Regions from separate parts of the Homo sapiens genome. Here region 1 is linked to region 2. Evidence: chromatin contacts called from ENCODE Hi-C data. All regions are on one chromosome and are shown on one strand. The core of a region is the stretch at or near the end of the contact, and the rest is flanking DNA. Distances in the headings are between cores, read along the strand shown. Region 1 overlaps MYOCD (myocardin). Region 2 has its middle 180 kb from the start of LINC00670.

Region 1 (4,517 bases), core at 560-3,059, 370 kb before region 2:
TAGAGACAGGGTTTCACTGTGTTAGCCAGGATGGTTTCGATCTCCTGACCTCGTGATCCACCTGCTGTAGCCTCCCAAAGTGCTGGGATTATAGGCGTGAGCCACCGCGCCCAGCCTACTTCGTATACATAGGTCATATGCTAAGGCTGTCTCCAGAATTCCACAAAATAGCTGAATTTTTGAGATCTGAGGGACTGACTGTGACATCTTGCTTTTGAGGAACAAAGAAGGCAGGAGATTCTGGGAAGGGAGAGTCCCGATGAATTTAATTCGGACTTGCCTCAGTAAAGGGGTGGAAAGATTGTTGCAGCCCTGAAGTTACTACCAGTGAATCAGCCCTTTCCACTCTGACACCTGGCATTTGGTGACCCCAGGTCGAAGCACAAGAATGATGTCGAAAAGTCTAGAAGTTGAGTATCTGGAATAAAGGTGTAGGTAATCAATCCCCCTTTCCCCAGGGCTGGACGGAGCATTCCTAAATTGTTGCGTTTAACTCCAGCCTTCCCATTTTAAGAGGAGCAGAGACAAGCTGAGGTGTGATCAGATAAGATATGGCTAAGAGAAGAGACAGAAAACCATGAGAAAGGAGATCCTTGTATCTGGATGGGACACAATCAGAGAATCTGTCACGGGCCAGACTGCCTGGTGAGTGCTGGTGGTGGTTACAGAGAGGAGACAGCGATGCGAAGTTGTCCAAGAAGCCTCCCGGAGGAGGTGGGATTGAATGGAGCCTGAAGTGACTGTCAGCGGTGGACAGGACAGCAGAAAGGGAGAGGGGCGCGTCTGACAATGAAAGGATGGGGCGTGTGGACGAGAAATGATAGAGTGGCCATTAGCATGCTTGGGTTGGGGAGGATGACAAAGAAGTGCTTTCAGCCAGGGGAGAGGGCTATTTTAGGAGCCAACCCCTGGAGAGACATTGCTTGTAGGAGTCTCCCTTGCTTAAGTCAATGAAATGAGGAAACCATGAGTGCATGGAACTACATCCCGCGTACGGGTTTACACCTGCGTAAACAACCAGGATGAGTGCCAAGGCCCCAAATATGACTCCTCTCCGGTATCTAAAAAGCACAATGTGCCAAGTTAGAACATACTGACAGCTGCACTGAGGACCACTGGTCGCTGTCCAGGCCACAAGATCTCACCATGGGGGCCCCTGTCAATCACCACTCTTTCAGGGCTACAAGTGACTGGTTTAGATTTGCCACTGCCAGGGCAGAAGATGAGGGAAAGGGCAGGGAGCCCAGACACAGCTATAGACTTAGCTCGTCGCTGTTGATGGGAAAAACCTTAACAGTGGAGGGGCTCCTGTAAGTACATAGCAGTGGCTTCCTTTTGGCATGAACACCTCCTGTGGTGTTCGGTGTGGCCCACAAGGCCCTGGGTTCTGGAGTCAGACGCATTTGAGTTTGCTTTTTGGTTCTACCAGTTCAGGGATAGCGTGACAGTTGGCAAGTTATTTGACCTCTCTGAGCCTCAGTTTCCCCATCTATAAAATGGGAATCATCATCATAATAGCTAGCTTTCAGGGTTTCGAGGATTAGGTAATAACATATGGAAAGCACTGGGCCCAGTTCCTGACGTGTAAGTGATTAATAATTTCTTGCTGTTATTGTTGCTATTGTTGCTATTGTTTTTGGTAGGAGCATCTGTTTGTCTCAAGTTTAACATCATCAAAAATAAACAGACCACCCGGGAGGCAGTTTATCCTCTGGTCAGCTTTGCAAAGGTCAGCACAACTCCAGAACCAGAAAAACTGGTTGGTCCTGAGAGGTTCCTTCTGGGAAAGCAAAGGCGGCCCTTCCTCAGAGTAGGAGGAGTGTGGGTGGAAAGGCTGGCATGCCACTCCCTCTCCTTCCTGGTTCAAGCCAAGCCCATGCAGAGAGGGACAAAGGTCACCTTATCTGACTGCCTCTGGAATGACCAAGTCTCCTGGCTCCGTGGTGTGACCCTGGGCCTCCGCTCCAATCTTCCCCAGCATGAGGCTGGCTGGGAGCTGATGGAGAGCGGTGTGCTGGCTATTGTCCCTGCAGACGCGTCGGGGCTGTGATGACAAGGACCTGCTTTGGGAAGCCCTGACATCATCCTCTGGCTATGCTCGCAGGACTGGCTCTGGGCACTGGCCCCTTGGGGATCTTGGGCTGGTGACTCGGAGCCTCTCCTCTCCCTCTTGGAAGTGATCAGATGAATGAGTCAGCTGTACTTTCTTTGCATAAACATTTAAAATGCCAAGATTAAAGCAAGATAATTGGAATCCTAGTTACCTTTCTGTGAAGACCCACACCAAGGGCAGGAAACCATGAAGTAGAATATGAAAATGCGCCTCCTTCCTTATCAACCTGTGAGCTGGCCCGGTCCACTGCAATAGAAGCTATTTTAAATCATGGACAGACTACCTCCTGACATCCTGGAAGAGACTGAAGCAAAATTTGTGTCCTAAGGGAGAAAGTCGTACACAGAAAGGTAGCTATAGTTTCAGTGTAGCTGTTGCCTAAAGACATTTGCATAGATTTAGCATGTCATAGTCTACAGACTGATTGGACTATCTAACCAAAGTCAGAACTCACTGCTCTGGAAAGCGATCAGATGCTTTTATTATGGAAATGGCATAATAGGTAGATGTTGGAATGACTAATTTTTTTTACTCAGATCCCTGGCACTTTAGAAATTTGCCTTATGTCTTTTTTTTTTTTTTTTTGAGATGGAGTTTCGCTCATCGCCCAAGCTGGAGTGCAGTGACGCGATCTTGGCTCACTGCAACTTCCACCTCCCAGGTTCAAGCGATTCTCCTGCCTCAGCCTCCCAAGTAGCTGGGATTACAGATGCCTGTCACCATGCCCAGCTAATTTTGTATTTTTAGTAGAGATGGGGTTTCTCCACGTTGGTCAGGTTGGTCTCGAACTTCTGATCCCAGGTGATCCACCACCGCTCAGCCTCCCAAAGTGCTGGGATTGCAGGCATGAGCCACCACGCCTGGCCTTTTTTTTCCTTTTTTTGAGAGATAGGGTCTCACTCTGTCACCCAGGCTGGTGTGCAGTGGTTTGATCATAGCTTACTGCAGCCTCAAACTCCTGGGTTCAAGTGATCCTCCTGCCTCAGCCTCCCGAGTAACTAGGACTACAGGCATGCACCAGTATGCCTGGCTAATTTTAAATTTTTTTGTAAAGATGAGGTGTCACTATGCTGCCCAGGATGATCTTCATGTCTTTTGATACACCTGATCCTAGGGCCACACAAGTCAGGAAAAGCAGTTAACCTGTGTAAATACCTGCCCTGCGTTGCTCTTGAGGTGAATCCTCTAGGGATGAAAAATAACATTAGGCAAGGCGGGCAGATCACGAGGTCAGGAGTTCGAGATCAGCCTTGCCAACATGGTGAAACCCCATCTCTACTAAAAATACAAAAATTAGCCAGGTGTGGTGCCACGCACCTGTAATCCCAGCTACTTGGAAGGCTGAGGCAGGAGAATTGTTTGAACCTGGGAGGTTGCAGTGAGCAGAGATCGCGCCATTGCACTCCAGCCTGGGCGACAAGAGCAAAAACTCCATCTCAAAAAAAAAAAAGTGCTTTATCCTGTCTCCCTTTTCTCTTTGACAGGATGCTCCTCAGCCCCTCCCAGAGCCTCAAGCTGCCCTCAGATTTCTAGAGGCCTCTCTCCAACTTCAGCTCCCACCTGGGCATGCCCTGCCCACCTCTCAATGATGCCTGAGATGGCTTCCACAGAGGCAAAGCCCTTACTTCACAGGGCGGCAGAGGCAGACTCCAGGCACTTCCTTTCTCTCTCAGCGCTCACCCTTTCCTCCCGCCACTCCCACACGCTCCAACACTCCCAGCTCCCTGATTCTCTTGCCCAACTCTTTCCCAGAACCATCCTCAGCAAAGTATTTGTCACGTATGCCTCAGTGTGTTTCTTTACCCCAAGGGTGGTTTACTCTTTGGAAATTATTTCTCATGATGGAATGATAGATTTTGTTCATGAGAAAGTTATGCCAAAGCAAAATGTTCTTTTTTATGCCAAAGCAAACAGCCCTACCATCTCACTCAGGGCCATGGTTATTATCTAGCTGCCTTCAAAATGAACGATCAGAGAGGGTGAAGACTTTTGGTGTCTCTGAAGAATGACTAGATTCTTAGTGAATAGGAGGGTTTTGTTATGAAGTCTAAGCGTGGGGCACATTGGTGAGCAGTGACTAGCACAGGATCTTTTATAAATGTAAATGATAGAAATGGGTGACTTCTGGACCAGCCCCGGAGGGGCTGAATTATTGCTTTCTACATGAAACGGTCATGGTGATAAAAAGAACAAATTTAGGTTTGACAATGGGGCTATATATTCTAAATCACGGGTTCTTTTTTTAAAAAGACTGGCTGGGCACGGTGGCTCACGCCTGTAATCTCAGCACTTTGGGAGGCCAAGGCGGGTGGATCACCTGAGGTGGGGAGTTCGAGACAAGCCTGACCAATGTGGAGAAACCCCATCTCTACTAAAAATACAAAATTAGCTGGGCATGGTGGTG
Region 2 (4,767 bases), core at 1,625-4,124:
CCTATTTTGACAGGATATCCCAAAAAAGATCCTTCACAAAGGTTACTCAAGTCCCAAGAGAGGAACCATAATTGGGGTTCAGTTAAGAAAAAAACAGGAGGCCAGGTGCAGTGGCTCACACCTATATATAATCCCAGCACTTTGGAGGCCAAGGTGGGTGGATCTCTTGAGGCCAGGAGTTTGAGACCTGCCTGGCCAACATGGCCAAACCTGTCTCTACTAAAATAAATAAATAAAAAATAAAAAGTATCCAGGTATGTTGGCACACACCTGTAAATCCCACCTACTCAGGGAGGCTGAGGCACGAGAATTGCTTGAACCCAGGAGGTGGAAGTTGCAGTGAACCAAGATCATGCCACTGTACTCCAGCCTGGGCAACAGAGCGAGACTCTGCCTCAAAAAAAAAAAAAAAAAAGAATGGTTGTGTTAAAACTCATTAATATAAGAAACTTTAGAGCTGTTGTAATCGCTTTGTAAAATGTGAGATGAATACCAAAAATGCCAGAAGCTTTGAATAAACCATTCCATGCAATAAAAAGGATTTTTTGCAAATGGAAATGCAAATGGGACAACAGAAAAAACTCCAGAGGTTGTTTGTTACAGATATGCAGCATTTCACAGAACAAATTTTACCTAAGAAACATGTAATCAAGGGGTGTGGAGAAGGGGGAAAAGGGTGATAAGTTTTTTCCATTTTAGAAGCAGGTCATTTTTTCAATTTAAATTTAGATTTTTCTATTAATATATTATCAGTAGGAAAGCTATTCCAAAAATAATTTGAGGAACAAGTTGTAAAAGACTCCAGAGCCAATTAAAAAAAAAAGACTATTTTTTAAAAGACATCAAATAAGTTTGATTCTGGGAGTAATGAAAATGTTCCAAAACTGTGGTGATGGTTGTATAATTCTGGAAATATACTAAAAAACATTGAATTGCACACTATACGTGTTTTAAATTAGTCGATTGTATGGTATGTGATATATGTGTATATTTTACAGAGTTTTATTTTAAAATATTTGATTGACAGATAAAATGGTAAATATTCAAGGTGATGATTTGATAAATGTATACATTGTATATTGATTGCCACAATCAAATTGACGAACACATCCATCACCACACATAGTTACCATTTGTGGGGGTGCTCACCAGGGACACTTAAAATCTGTTCTGTTATCAAATTTCAAAGAAGCAATACAGAATTATTAACCATAGTCACCATGCGTACATTAGATCCAGAGCACTTATCTATCTTGTAGTTGAAAGTCTGCACCCTTTGACCAACATGTCCCCAGTTTCTATGTGGTCAGAAGCGAGGCTGGCCTGTGAGAATTTCAAAGAACCCAGATGCTTACGGGGACAGATTTTTAACAGATCCTTGCGTAGAGTAGACCTTGAGATGAATTAGGTAGGATCCAGGGACAGTGAATCTTTTCATCTCTTTTATTTTCCTGCTTTTCCATAAGTCTGCCCTCCACTGCACACCATTCTTTTCCACAGTTGTCAATGTTGTCTTGATGATCTAGTCTTCTAAATCGTTCACAGTATTGAATTAAATATAGCACGAACTACCTGTTACAATTTTTTTAGTTCTCGATTCTCTAGTTAAAACGCTTCGCTTGAAAAACTGCTTATCGGCTGGGAGTGGTGGTTCACGACTGTAATCCCAGCACTTTGGGAAGCCAAGGCAGAAGGATCGCTTGAGCCCAGGAGTTTGAGACCAGCCCAGGCAACATAGCGAGACCTCATCTCTAGAAAACATTTTCAAAAATCAACTGGGCACGGTGGCACGTGCCTGTGGTCCCAGCTACTGGGGAGACCGAAGTGGGAGGATGGTTTGAGTACAGGAATGTTGAGGCAGCAGTGAGCGGTGATCACGCCACTGCACTCCAGCCTGGGTGACAGACAGAGGCTTCATATCTAACAAAAAAAAAAAAAAAAAAAAGAAAGAAAGAAAGAAAGAAAGAAAAAAAGGAAAAGAAAGAAAGAAAAAAAACTTCTATGATTTTTATTTCCTGACTTTTAAAAATGAAAAACTATGTTGCCTTTTTTTTCTGAGCAATAATAGTGTGTGCATGTGTGTGTGTGTGTGTGTGTGTGTGTGTTTCAGGAAACTTCAAGAAAGGTGCCATATGAAACATCTCAGAGTTTGATTTTTTGTTAATCTATAAACATGTTAGTTGGGGAGTTCAGTCAGGAAAACAGAAACAGACAGGTCATTTTCTTGATTTAAACGATGTCAAAATTATTTCTGGGTCTCAGATATTTGCGAGGAATCATGAGTATTTGAGCTCTGGCCACATGAAACTCATTTCACATTATACTCAAACTTCATAGACATGGTTCCTCCTTAAATAGGACCATGCCTTTAAAACCCAGAGTTTCAGACTTAGAAAACAATCTCAACCAGAGGGAGAATTCTTGCGAGGTCAAGAGACTCAATGTCATAGACATCTATGGTAGTGAACTTCTTTCATAAATCTTTGCCATGTAAATGAAGTCACCAAGCTTACTGGAAAATGCAGCTGAAACCCCCTATTTTATAAGATTGTGGTAGATTTGTTGGAAGGGGAATATGAGGCTTACTCCTCTCCTTTCCTCCCTCCCTCCTCCATGTAGAACAAACTGGCTCCAGGAGAAGCACTCCCCAAAGGTCCATCATTTCGTGAAGGCCTTTTTTTTTTTTTTCAGGCATGAGCTCATCACTTTCAGTTAAATAGTAATAAATGATTTGTAAGGAGCAACTTACATCAGTCCTTATAAATAACCACCCACTGCTGCATTTGACTTCCTTGAAATGTTGAGTCAGAGGCTGGATGCGCACAGGGTACCAGCTCTGCAATCTCTCAGTCCCTTGGTGCCAGACAAGTTCGAGTAAGCCTCAGAGCCTGCCAAGGGGACAAGGGCACTGCCTTTCACAGATACAGAACCTCTTTAGGCCACTAAGCCCTGGGTAGAAAAGGCAAAGGCAGCGTGGACCATGTTCCTGGGGTCATTCAGTTGCCATAGACTTTTCCTATTGCTTCTGCCATCAGTAAGTAAACTCTAATCTCCTTTCTACTCTCAGAGCCCTTCATAAACCACCTTTCTCACAGGCTGCTCTCAAGAGTCCTCAGATATAAAGGGCAGACATTCTCATTGTCAGCTACTTTGGGGAAGGCACTTCGTATCCCATACTGAGCAGTAATGTGTGCCTCCCTTCTCTGCTGCTGAACTGTGCGGAAAGCGAGTGACCTTAGTTACAAACAGGGCTAGAATTCAAGGCTTTGAAAGGGCAACACATGGCTTTTCAACTTAACCTATCAGGCATTGACCCCAAATTTTTATCAAAAAGAATGACTTATTAGAAAGAAGGTAAAGAATGGAGGCTGAGCATCAAAAGAACTCGACTTGAGGTTTCTCTTCACCCTTTACTAACCAAGGCTCTCAGCAGTCTTGCTCCAACTTGGCCAAGACATGCAAGCCCTGGACACACAGTGTCCTCCACTGTCAACTGAGATTGTCTAAAATGCCCCTTGCGCCCATCTCACAGGCTTATAGAATCACATGAGAGTGCCAGCACACTTTGGATATATAAAGTGGTGTGCAAATGTTAGGTAGATAGACCACAAACCCACGTAGGATCTGAAGCTATTTCCAACACACAGATACAGAATTCGTAGCTCTAGACTCATAGTGCCCATCCTGCAGTAGATTGAATTATTAATCCCAATCCCGTATGCCTTTCTGCAACCATGGTCTTGACTATATAACTTTGCAATTCTTTCAACTAAAGGCAGAGTATGCTTCCCCTAGGATGACCAACTATCCTGGTTTTCCCAGGACTGAGAGATTTCTCAGGATGTGGCTTTCAGTGCTAAAAACCAGGGAAGTCCCTGGAAACTGGGATGGATTAGACTCTTCCACTTCTTGTATTTGGGCTTGGCCAAGCAACTTGCATTGGCCAATGAGATTCTAGCAAATATGACATGGCAAAGTTTGAAATATGTTTAGGTGGTGATATTTGAGCTCCTGCACTTCTGCCATTGCTATGAAAAGAACTTTCCTCCTCTGAGTAGCTGCTGTCCTTTCTACCTAGGTCCCAGAGTGAACATATATAAAACAGACCTAACTGTAACCTGCAGCCCAGATGGGCCAGTCTGGATATAGCTTAGATTAGTCAACTCCCAACAAACACACAGATATGTGAATAAGAATTAATGTTTGTTGTTTTAAGCCACTGGCTGTTGGAGTGATTTGTTACATAGCAGTAGCTAACTGATATATATCATGTTTCTTCTGTTCAAGGCCACCTTTTGCTTTCTCTGTTCTCAGCAATTTGCCCTGCATTTTTATTATTTATTTTGGGAATGATAGATAAGAGAGATGGTTTGGCTCTGTGTCCCCACCCAAATCTCATGTTGAATTGTAATTCACAATGTTGGGGGAGGGATCTGGTGGGAGGTGACTGGATCATGGGGGTGGATTTCCCCCTTGCTGTTTCCCTGATAGTGAGTTTTCACAAGACCTTATGATTTAGAAGTGTATGGCATTTCCCCCATCTCTCTCTCTCTATCTCTCTCTCTCTCTCTCTCTCTCTCTCTCTCTCTCTCTCTCTCTCTCCTGCTGCCATGTGAAGATGTGCTTGCTTCCCGTTCACCCCTGTGCCATGATTATAAGTTTTCTGAGGCTCCCCAGCCATGCCACCTGTACAGCCTGTGGAACTGTGAGTCAAATAAACCTCTTTTCTTCATAAATTACTCAGTCTCAGGTAGTTCTTTATAGCAG

What was found. A loop is a pair of places that touch in the nucleus more often than their neighbours do. Pooled maps may share reads with other maps.
Region 1: a loop to region 2 is called in a map of cardiac septum, with 2.4 times the contacts of the local background. The contact joins two enhancer-like sites. A Hi-C loop is called at or near these places in 2 of 168 maps with a recorded cell type or tissue (aorta and cardiac septum) and 3 of 50 pooled maps.

The regions. Positions count from the first base shown.
Region 1 is chr17:12,728,628-12,733,144 of GRCh38, reverse strand. The region is part of intron 5 of MYOCD (myocardin); the gene reads right to left. Among named protein-coding and RNA genes, the nearest start is that of MYOCD-AS1, 25 kb to the right of the region's middle. Within about 2 kb of position 1,809, at least 13 of the 41 ENCODE cell types and tissues checked have a DNase peak (open chromatin) inside an H3K27ac peak, as active enhancers do.
Region 2 is chr17:12,364,083-12,368,849 of GRCh38, reverse strand. No RefSeq gene overlaps it. Among named protein-coding and RNA genes, the nearest start is that of LINC00670, 180 kb to the left of the region's middle. Within about 2 kb of position 2,874, at least 4 of the 41 ENCODE cell types and tissues checked have a DNase peak (open chromatin) inside an H3K27ac peak, as active enhancers do.